2 separate regions of the Homo sapiens genome follow, and region 1 is linked to region 2. Evidence: chromatin loops called from intact Hi-C (ENCODE). Cell type or tissue: PC-3. All regions are shown on one strand. Links, peaks and the distances in the headings refer to the core of each region. The heading gives the core; the rest is flanking DNA. Region 1 has its middle 52 kb from the start of LINC02450. Region 2 overlaps LINC02451 (long intergenic non-protein coding RNA 2451).

Region 1 (4,397 bases), core at 235-4,234, 62 kb before region 2:
GTATGATTTGAATGCTGGCTTCAAGCTAAATCTCCATCTCTTTTCCCACTACCCAATTCAGTCCCTTGCAAGCTAAATACCATCATACCAAGGGCAAAGCCAAATCAACAATAATAGAACAGGGAAGACTCAGGGGGCTGAGGTGAAACTGGCCCTGACAGGTGATTGTGACGGGAAGAAGTCCATTCCAGGAAGCAGAGCAGTATCCAAAGTGCCAGGCAATAGACAACAGTTGTGGCCCAGTAGGGCTGTCAGCATAATCACCATTCGGGTTCTTCCTGACTGCTGCACAAAATCAATTCACTGAGACTGAGGCATTGCAGCAGAGAAAGAGTTTAACTGATGTGAGGCCAGCCACACGCAAGACAGAGTTACCACTCAAATCACAAATCAGTCTCCCCGAAGGCTTGGAGGTTAGAGTTTTTATGGACAATGTGGTGGGACGGGGGCTAGGGAATGTGTGCTGCTGATTGGTTAGGGAATGAAGTCATAGGAGTGTGGAGAAAGTCCTTGTCCACTGAGTCCTCACCACTGGGCGAGGCTACAGGACCGGTTGAGTCATGAGTTACATGTCCAGGCAGGGTCAGTCAGTTGCCAAAAAGTCTAAAAAAGTCTCAAAAGACCAATCTTAGATTCTACAATGATGTTATCCATAGGAGCAATTGGAGAAGTCACAAATCTTGTGACCTCTGGCCTCATGACTCCTGAGCAGTAAAGGATTATAGATACTACATCTATATCTTAGCAGAATTCAGACACCTCTCATAATCCTAACCTTGTGGCCTCTCATTAGTTTTCTGAAGACATTTTAGTTTTGGGAAGGGCTATTATCATCCTTGCTTTAAGGATAAACTATAAACTAAATTCCTCCCAAAGTTAGTTTGGCATGTGCCCAGAAATGACTGAGGATAGCTTAGCAGTCAGAAGCGAGATGGAGTCAACCATGTCAGATTTCTCTGATATAATTTTGCAAAGGTGGTTTCATCAGCATCAGGATGCCTCACCAGAGAGACCTGACATGGAGTCTAGGTGCCGCAACAGGAGATAGAGCAGAGCTACAGGGGACTCAGGAGGGGGTGGCACTTGGCAATCTGGACAGGCATTGAGCGTAAGAAAATTCTGTCTTCACACAGCACAAAAGTGCAATGTCTTAGAGTAAAGGCTGCATTCTCATCTCAGCAAGGGGCTCCCTACTGAAAAGCACAGTCATGATTAGAAAGGTATTCAACTTTTTTGAGCCTCAGTTTATCCAATGAAAAGTGGAGATATCAGTAATATCTACTTTATAGCATATCTGTGAAGATTAAATAGGATGACATATGCAAAGTGCAGTGCCCAGCACATAGTAAGCACTTCATAAATGTTAACTACTGTCTTTATCGTTATCATCGTTATTTTAAATCAGAGCTTGTGTCACCTGCCTGTGCCCAGTAAAAGGCTCCAGGCACTAGAAAGGAAACTAGCAGGATCAGGAAAGGACCCCTTGTGGAGAAAGTATGGCCCTGGGTGACCTTGGTGAGGAGTCAGGCACATGGGAACAAGATGGAACACAAATACAGGGACTGGATGAGAAACAAGGGCAGAGTCTCAGAAGGTCAGTTTTCATAGCTGGGGTGCAAAGTCTAAGGCAGACTCAAAGCCAACCCAGCAGAAACAGTGACTTGACTCTGAGCCTCAGGGTCTGGGGTGGAGCTCCTTAATGTCTCTAAGGTGCGGTTTAGTCCTAGAGACGAAGACAGGGCTGGGCTTGCAGGAGGTGGGGAACAGCTAGAGAAGACAATAGAGGGGAGAGATCAAAGCTCTGGGGGATCCTAAGCAAGACAGGTACACTGTCTAGGCTACTGCTTCCTCTTCTGCACAATGCACTCGTTGTGCAACTGGACTTGATTATCCATGATTGATGGAACAATGGGTGTTCATTGTTTTTTTCCCCCTGGGGACACGTGTCACAGGATTGCAGATCAAGTTTTACAACAATGAAGCAACCTCGAAAATGTGGTTACACCAGACCTCTGCTCTCCAAAAAAATGTTATGTCTTGCAGACATGAAACATTCATGAGTGGACATCAGAAATTCATTTTAAAGTGTGTATTTACTTGACTCCATGCCCATAAGAAAGCCTGCAACTTGCTTACAGTGAAAAGGTTTGAGGAGTTCCAAGGACACTGAGCATTTCCCCTAGAAGGGCCTGTGTCTTTAAAAGAAGGCTGTGTAAACAGCCCCAGGCAAAGTCTCCAGAATCACAAGGCTTTCCTCATGAAGTGTCAGCCTGGTTGTGTCAAGTCCCCAAGAAAGACTTCAGCATAATTTTCTCTGGCATGATGCTTTTTCATTCCAGTGCCAAAGATAGCCTTGGGTTTAGGCTTAGGAGAGAGCATGCAACTGGTTTAGGGCCCCAGAAGAACACTCCCTTACACCTTTTAATGTTTTACAATTCCCCAGAACAAATATATAGTGGTTTTCTGGCTTTTTAGCAAGAAACCTGGTGCCCACTAAGCCATCCTGGCACAGCCTTTGAAAATTTTTAAGATGAGTTGAAGTCAAGGAAAAACTGATCTGGGTAATTACAAGACACAAAAACAAAAGATCACTTACCAAAATGACTTGAAACCCTTTAACAAAACCATTGTAAATTGTGCTTTGGGGAGAACAAAACAATAAAATATTATAGCAAGTGAATGCTTTATTGCATTAAAAGCAGTCTCAGAGTCGTGGACTTTCCCAATTCTACTTCAATAATTTCTTATAATCTTTATTATTTTTAGCTTAACAAAAGCCCTGAGAAGCCAGTCTTCAAAACAATGATCCTTGTTACAGTGTAGGGGCAGTGACATAATGCAACAAGTTAAAATGGGACCCAATACAAAATCCAATGACAGCCCTCTCGTTGATGTATACTGTGTACACACACACACACACACACACACACACACACACACACACACACACGAGACAACCTCCCCTACTTTCTCCATTGAGCTGAGTACATTGGTTTGGCTAACAGGGGCAAGTTTTTGAGCAGGAAGGGAGTGTGTGGTCTTTGTGGAGCCCAGGAAGAGGCTATCACGTGGCAAGAGAGACAAGCAAGCGGGCTTTGCCAGGAGCCAGATAACACATTCCCACACTCTATCAGGAAAGGGAGACACATACAAAAGGCTGTCAGCCCCACCCACTGTGAGGACCCCGTCCAGGGAACTTGCAAAAATCAATCTTTAGATCCAACATTGCCCTGAGTCACCTTTGGCTTTCAATCCACCATTGGGTGGACTAAAGCCAACACAAAATTTAGAAAGGTGAGGCCAAGGTGAATCTCATTTATGACTACTATGGAGAGAAGCCTGCTCGAGTCATAAATATCTTCAGCAAAGTCAGATAGGAAAATCATCAGTAGCAGAAATACTAAACTGGGTTTGGAAGGTTTGCAAGGGGGGCAGTAAAACCAGCATTCGTGAAACTCACTATGAGCCATAGATTGTGCTGGCCCTTCCCATGGCTATATTATTTAATGTTTATTCTATAGGTTTGTTATTTAACCCTGAGTGAGAGACTGGATTGGAGTATTCCATTAGAAAAGTACAAAAAAGAACAGATTTCGTCAACGGTAGGCTAACCCCAATCCCTGCTCAGAAAATGCCAATCCAATAAACATTTTGGCACAGTGAAATCATGTGCCAAAATCCCCTCTATGTGGGTTGTAAGGATTCTCCATCTGCCTTTTTGGGGGGTCAGAAAACTAAATACAGGAAGTCAGAGCATGCCCAGAGTCGAGGAAGTACTAATACCATCAAATTAGGAAGCAGACTTCCTAGATGAAATTACAACAGTTGCTTACATTCGCATTGTGCATTTTATTCATTCAATAAATATTTACGGAGCTGCACAGAAAAGAGAGCAAGACATTCTCCCACCCCTCCCAGAGCTAACAGCTTGATGTGAAATGTCACACACAAACAAGAGACAACTGCAATGTTGTGCGTGAAGGAAGGAGAGGCTGATGGGAAGGAACCCTGGAGAGTGCCCAACCCAGACTTCCCAGGGGGCTCCTGTGAACTTCCAAGAACCTTTCTAGCAGCAGGCATCATTGTCAATTTTACCGATGAGGAAACCAATAATTAGAGAGGCTACGTGCCTTGCCCAAGTCAAATACATACATTTAGAAGGGGAATCCTGATCATATTACACCATACAGCATCTAGGCATGAAATTTTTTATCCCTAAAGCAATAATTTATTGAACAGGACACAGAAGACTGGAAAGGGCTGGAGTTTTCAAAAGTCCCTAACCTAATCTCAGGGACTAGTTTTAGAACTGAAAGAATTTGATTCAACAATTTTAAGTCTCTGTTTTAGTCTTACCTTTTAGCCCCACAAAATAATGGGTCTGGCTCAAATTCCCT
Region 2 (4,397 bases), core at 241-4,240:
AACTACTTGTTTTCTATTACATTAAAGGAAATAGAAAACTTCATTCACTCATTCAATTATTCATTTATTCATATTCCCTTAATCCTCTGTGTATATCCTGTTACTAGAATATCACATTGTTTTCAAATGACCTCTTTTTGTATGTGTCTCTTCCCTTAGACTGTCAGATTTCCCAATGTGGTTGGGAATTGTTTCATTCTTCTTTGTGTCTTCATTACTTAGTGTGAAAGCTGACTCATAATAGATGCTCAAATAATATATGCTGACTAAACAGATGAATAAGTAAATTGTACTTTTACTTTATTTACAAATGTTGAATTGGAATATTTCCTATTAAGTAATGAATCACCAAAAACTAAATTTACATTTCTATTCCCTGTTGCTAGAAAATTTTGTTCTTATTAAGTCAACAGCATAATCCATTTATATTGGCTTTGTTTTGTAAATGTGCATTTTCACACGTAGACCACAGAGAGGGTGTACCCTGCCTTAGAATCCAAACAACTGAAGCAAATGTAAAAAATACCTTCCAAAAAGCAGGCTGACCCAACCACAGCACAGGACGGATTGCCCAGCATGGGGAAAGGGACAAGAGAACAACCTTGTGAAAAAGCAGCAGCAGGAAGAAAAATATTTTGGCAGAGGTGCAGCCCTCATGAGGAAGAACAGCAAAGCTCTGCGACCCACCTCCAGGCTTCTGAGCTGAGGAAATAGTCCCAGGGCATAATAAATCTCTAAGTGCAAAAGTTAGATGAATACAAAGCTAAGGTAGTGTGAAAAGATGCCCAGCTCCAAGAGACTTGACTATTATGGATAAGGCAACAAGGCAGGGCACAGGGCTGGGCTCTTCCTCTGCGTAGGGGATTCAGGGGATAGAGAGATTGGTGGTTGGAGGAAGCACACTCATTCTGCATGTGCAGGGAGTGGGGGCTTGAGGAAATGTTAAAGAGGGGCTAAGGAAGAAAATAGCTGAAAGGCTAGGACTACGATTTTAGCAGAAAGGCACCAAACAGTAGGTTCCCTCTCTGTACCTCCACACCCTACCCCCAAATCTTGAATTCCTCCCAAGATGAGCATTGGTTCAGGACACTACCACATGTTTATTGTCACTGAACAGGAAAGATCTGGCTGATCTCCAGGCACTGCAGCCCCAAAGCTTGAAGGCTAAGTGTGTTTGTTATTGTTGTTGTTTAACTCTGTCACACAATTATCCATTAAGGCAGATGGATCCATTTTTCTAAACACCCATGAAACTGATTCCTTAGCACAGATCATTTATTTGCCTCTGAAGAATGGTATGAAACAACTATTTGGGGAATAACACACAAGAGAATATGTTTCCCAAACCTCTCATTAGTGGGGAGAGGACTTTTGTGTTTTGCCAGGGGTCATACAAATTCTGGGATGGGGTGGGTGGGATGGATGAGGGTTCTGAGAAACTGAGAAGAAGCCAGGATTGGACAGACACAAACATCTATAAAAGTTAAAGGGCATTTTTTCACAACAAATTGTTTGCTGACAATTGTTTTTCACTCTTGAGAAAACCATGTATGTTCTTCCTCTTCAAAAGTTACATGGAAATTATAATAAAACTATTGCATTTATAACATTCCTCTAGTAAAACTGAACCTTCTCTCAAAACTACCAAATACTGACCCCCTGAAAAATAATTCTATTGTCATAAGCATGACTGAGGTGACATCAGCAGAGCTCCCTACTCTACAGGATGGAGTTAACTAAAGGAATCATAATGACCTGAGTACTCACATCATTTGACTTCAGTCTCTGATCAAAATGGTGCCTAAATCAAGTTTCCTGTTTTTCCTCCCTGTTACACAATGATCCATTAGGACAGGCGGATCAATTGGACCAGCCATCCATGCAACCTCTGGTTCCTGAGATCAATCTGCTTATTTGCCCTGGTGAAAAATAGCATGAAGCAATGGTTTGAGAACAAAATTTTCAGTTCACTTACAAAAGTTGGCATCATGTAGATACAATGCCTGAGAGCCAGTTTGGAATTTCTGATTACCATACTATAAATCTTACCCAGTGAATAAAGAAAAAGTATCAAGTCTTTATCTGCCTTTAATGAGTGTTCCTTTATCTTAGTTCTCTCATATACCCTAGTCAATCAAAGAACCTAAAGGCATTAATACCAAGTGAATCATTTTATGCTCACATATGCAAGCAATGGATAGTTTTTTCCCCAAATTTTGGAGTAAGAAGCCTTTGAAACACTTCTAAACTGCACCATATATTTTGTCAAGATGTGCCAGACAACTAGAGATGGAGTTATTTTCTTGGCCAACACAAAATGGCATGTGATTCACCATACCTTTTCCTACAGCAACAAGCTGCAGGAAATAAAACAAGGTAGAAATTCTAAATGTACGAGAAAATAATGCTAGAACGCATCATATCTGGTAATTTCATAATTAAGAGTTTGAAAACAATAAAGTTTCAGTATTTTAAACCTTAAAAGAAATCGTAGTTTCAGCCCGGGCAAAATAGTGCAACTCTGTCTCTACAAAAAACACAAAACAAAAAAAAATTACCTGGGCATGGTGGTACATGCTTGTGGTCCCAGCTATTTGGGAGGCTGAAATAGGAAGATCGCTTGAGCCTAGGAGGTGGAGGTTGCAGTGAGCCAAGATGGTGCCACTGCACTCCAGCCTGGGTGACAGAGTGAGTCCCCACCTCAAAAAAGAAAAGAAATTCAAGTTTACAAGTAGAGTTTTATATTTTATGTCTTAATGTTTCCCACCAAGAATAATACTTAGAGAATTTTGTAAAGGTCTAGATTTCAAAACAATGAGACATTAGTCAAAATCAAAAAAGGAATAGCAAGGATGAGGTGAAAAGAGTACTTGAATGTATTTCTGGATGCACCGGACAGTGGCAAATCATTTTTGAAGATAGTTTATGAGTTTCATGATCCATAAAAGTATTTGTATTATTTGGCCCAGATTTTGCCATTTGGACTATCAACCCTAAGGAAACAATTTTGAAATATATGTTTATATTTTAATATAAACAAAATAAATTCAAAAAAGATGTTTTCCATAGATTATAGCAATAAGAATTGGAAATAATTTAAGTGGCCCCAAATTAAGGCAATTATATAATTTGGGGTCCAGCCAACAATATGATAATGGTTAAACTATGGTACCATTAGGGCAATATAAGCAAAGGCACAGTTTTTTTTGGTAATTTCCCAACTTACTGTAAGTGGTTATGATAGTTACATTTTTAAAATAATTTTTTAAGTCCTAGAAACCCTACCAATGCACTTGAGTGTTATGAGCACTTGAACACTGAGGTAGTTTTATAAACTCTGCTCTGAGGAACAGGACTGGGGAAGGAAAGAGTAAAGATTGCTGCTTTTAATACAGTGTGATTTTAGACCATTTAACAAAAACTTAATATAAAGAAAATGACAATTACTGCGGTAAGTATGGAGGACAGAGACTATAAGCAAAGGAAACATGTTACCAGATTGTGTTTTAGGAATAACCCTCTGGTCAAGTCTGGAGAGTGGATTAGAAGGAACTAAGGAGAAGATAGTTCATTGGAGTTAGAATGCTTTAACGATTATTTTTACATTTGTGTTGCACTTTATAAACTACAGTATTCTTTCACTCCATGATCTAATCTAAATCCTTTCCATTTAAAAAAAGCAACAATTCAACATCAGGTTTCAGGAGAAATCAGCATGTAAATTAGGCATTATGCAAAGAAAAACAAAAACTTAAAATCTACGATGAAAATACGTCAGAGTCCACAGCTGCCAGGAAGCTCTAAGACAATGTTTTATTCCAGGATCTGCCATTGAGCTGTATTTTAAGTGTATCTGTTTTGTCTTCCTTCCTCAAGGTCTTTTGATATTTTATTCTTTTTTACTTCTTTTTAAAAAAAGGGTTTCCCTCTGTCGCCCAAGCTGGAGTGCAGTGGTATGGTCTCAGCTCACTGTAGCCTCGACTTCCTGGGCTCAGGTGATCCTCACACCCTCAGTATCAGCCTCCCAGGTAGCTGGGACTACAGGCACACACCACCACGGCTGGATAATTTTTGTATTTTTTGCAGAGCTAGGTTTTCGTCTTGTTGTCCAGGCTGATCTCAAACTCCTGGGCTCAAACGATCCTCCCACTTCAGCCTCCCAAAGTGCTGAGATTACAGGCATAAGCCACCATGCCCAGCCTGATATTTTATTCTTACTGAAACAAACTTACCGTTATAACCAATGTCAGTTAGATGTCCCACCTTTATCTTCAAGTCACTCATACCCCAACCCCCAACCCCACTCCTTGCCCCAAAGAACAAATGGTTGATCATGGCTTGGATAAGTTTGTTCTCTATTCCCCGGGACCTTTTTACTCCTCTCCCATTTACCACTC

The links. Hi-C counts contacts between places; a loop is a spot of excess contacts. Peaks named below come from ENCODE experiments on the same cell type or tissue, not always from the same donor. Only the 100,000 strongest peaks of a DNase experiment are listed, where the experiment ranks them.
Region 1: it touches region 2 in a loop (2.8-fold over the local background); 1 of 110 quality-filtered maps calls a loop at or near these places.

What each region holds. Positions count from the first base shown.
Region 1 is chr12:42,742,491-42,746,887 of GRCh38, reverse strand. No RefSeq gene overlaps it. Among named protein-coding and RNA genes, the nearest start is that of LINC02450, 52 kb to the right of the region's middle. In PC-3, for the core only: no CTCF peak of the experiment used is centred there; a DNase peak (open chromatin) is centred at 2,057; H3K4me3 peaks cover 211 bases; H3K27ac peaks cover 1,563 bases.
Region 2 is chr12:42,680,225-42,684,621 of GRCh38, reverse strand. It overlaps LINC02451 (long intergenic non-protein coding RNA 2451), which reads right to left. Exons shown (of 5, transcript NR_135027.1): 4 at 2,559-2,700. Among named protein-coding and RNA genes, the nearest start is that of LINC02450, 9.8 kb to the left of the region's middle. In PC-3, for the core only: no CTCF peak of the experiment used is centred there; no DNase peak of the experiment used is centred there; H3K27ac peaks cover 667 bases.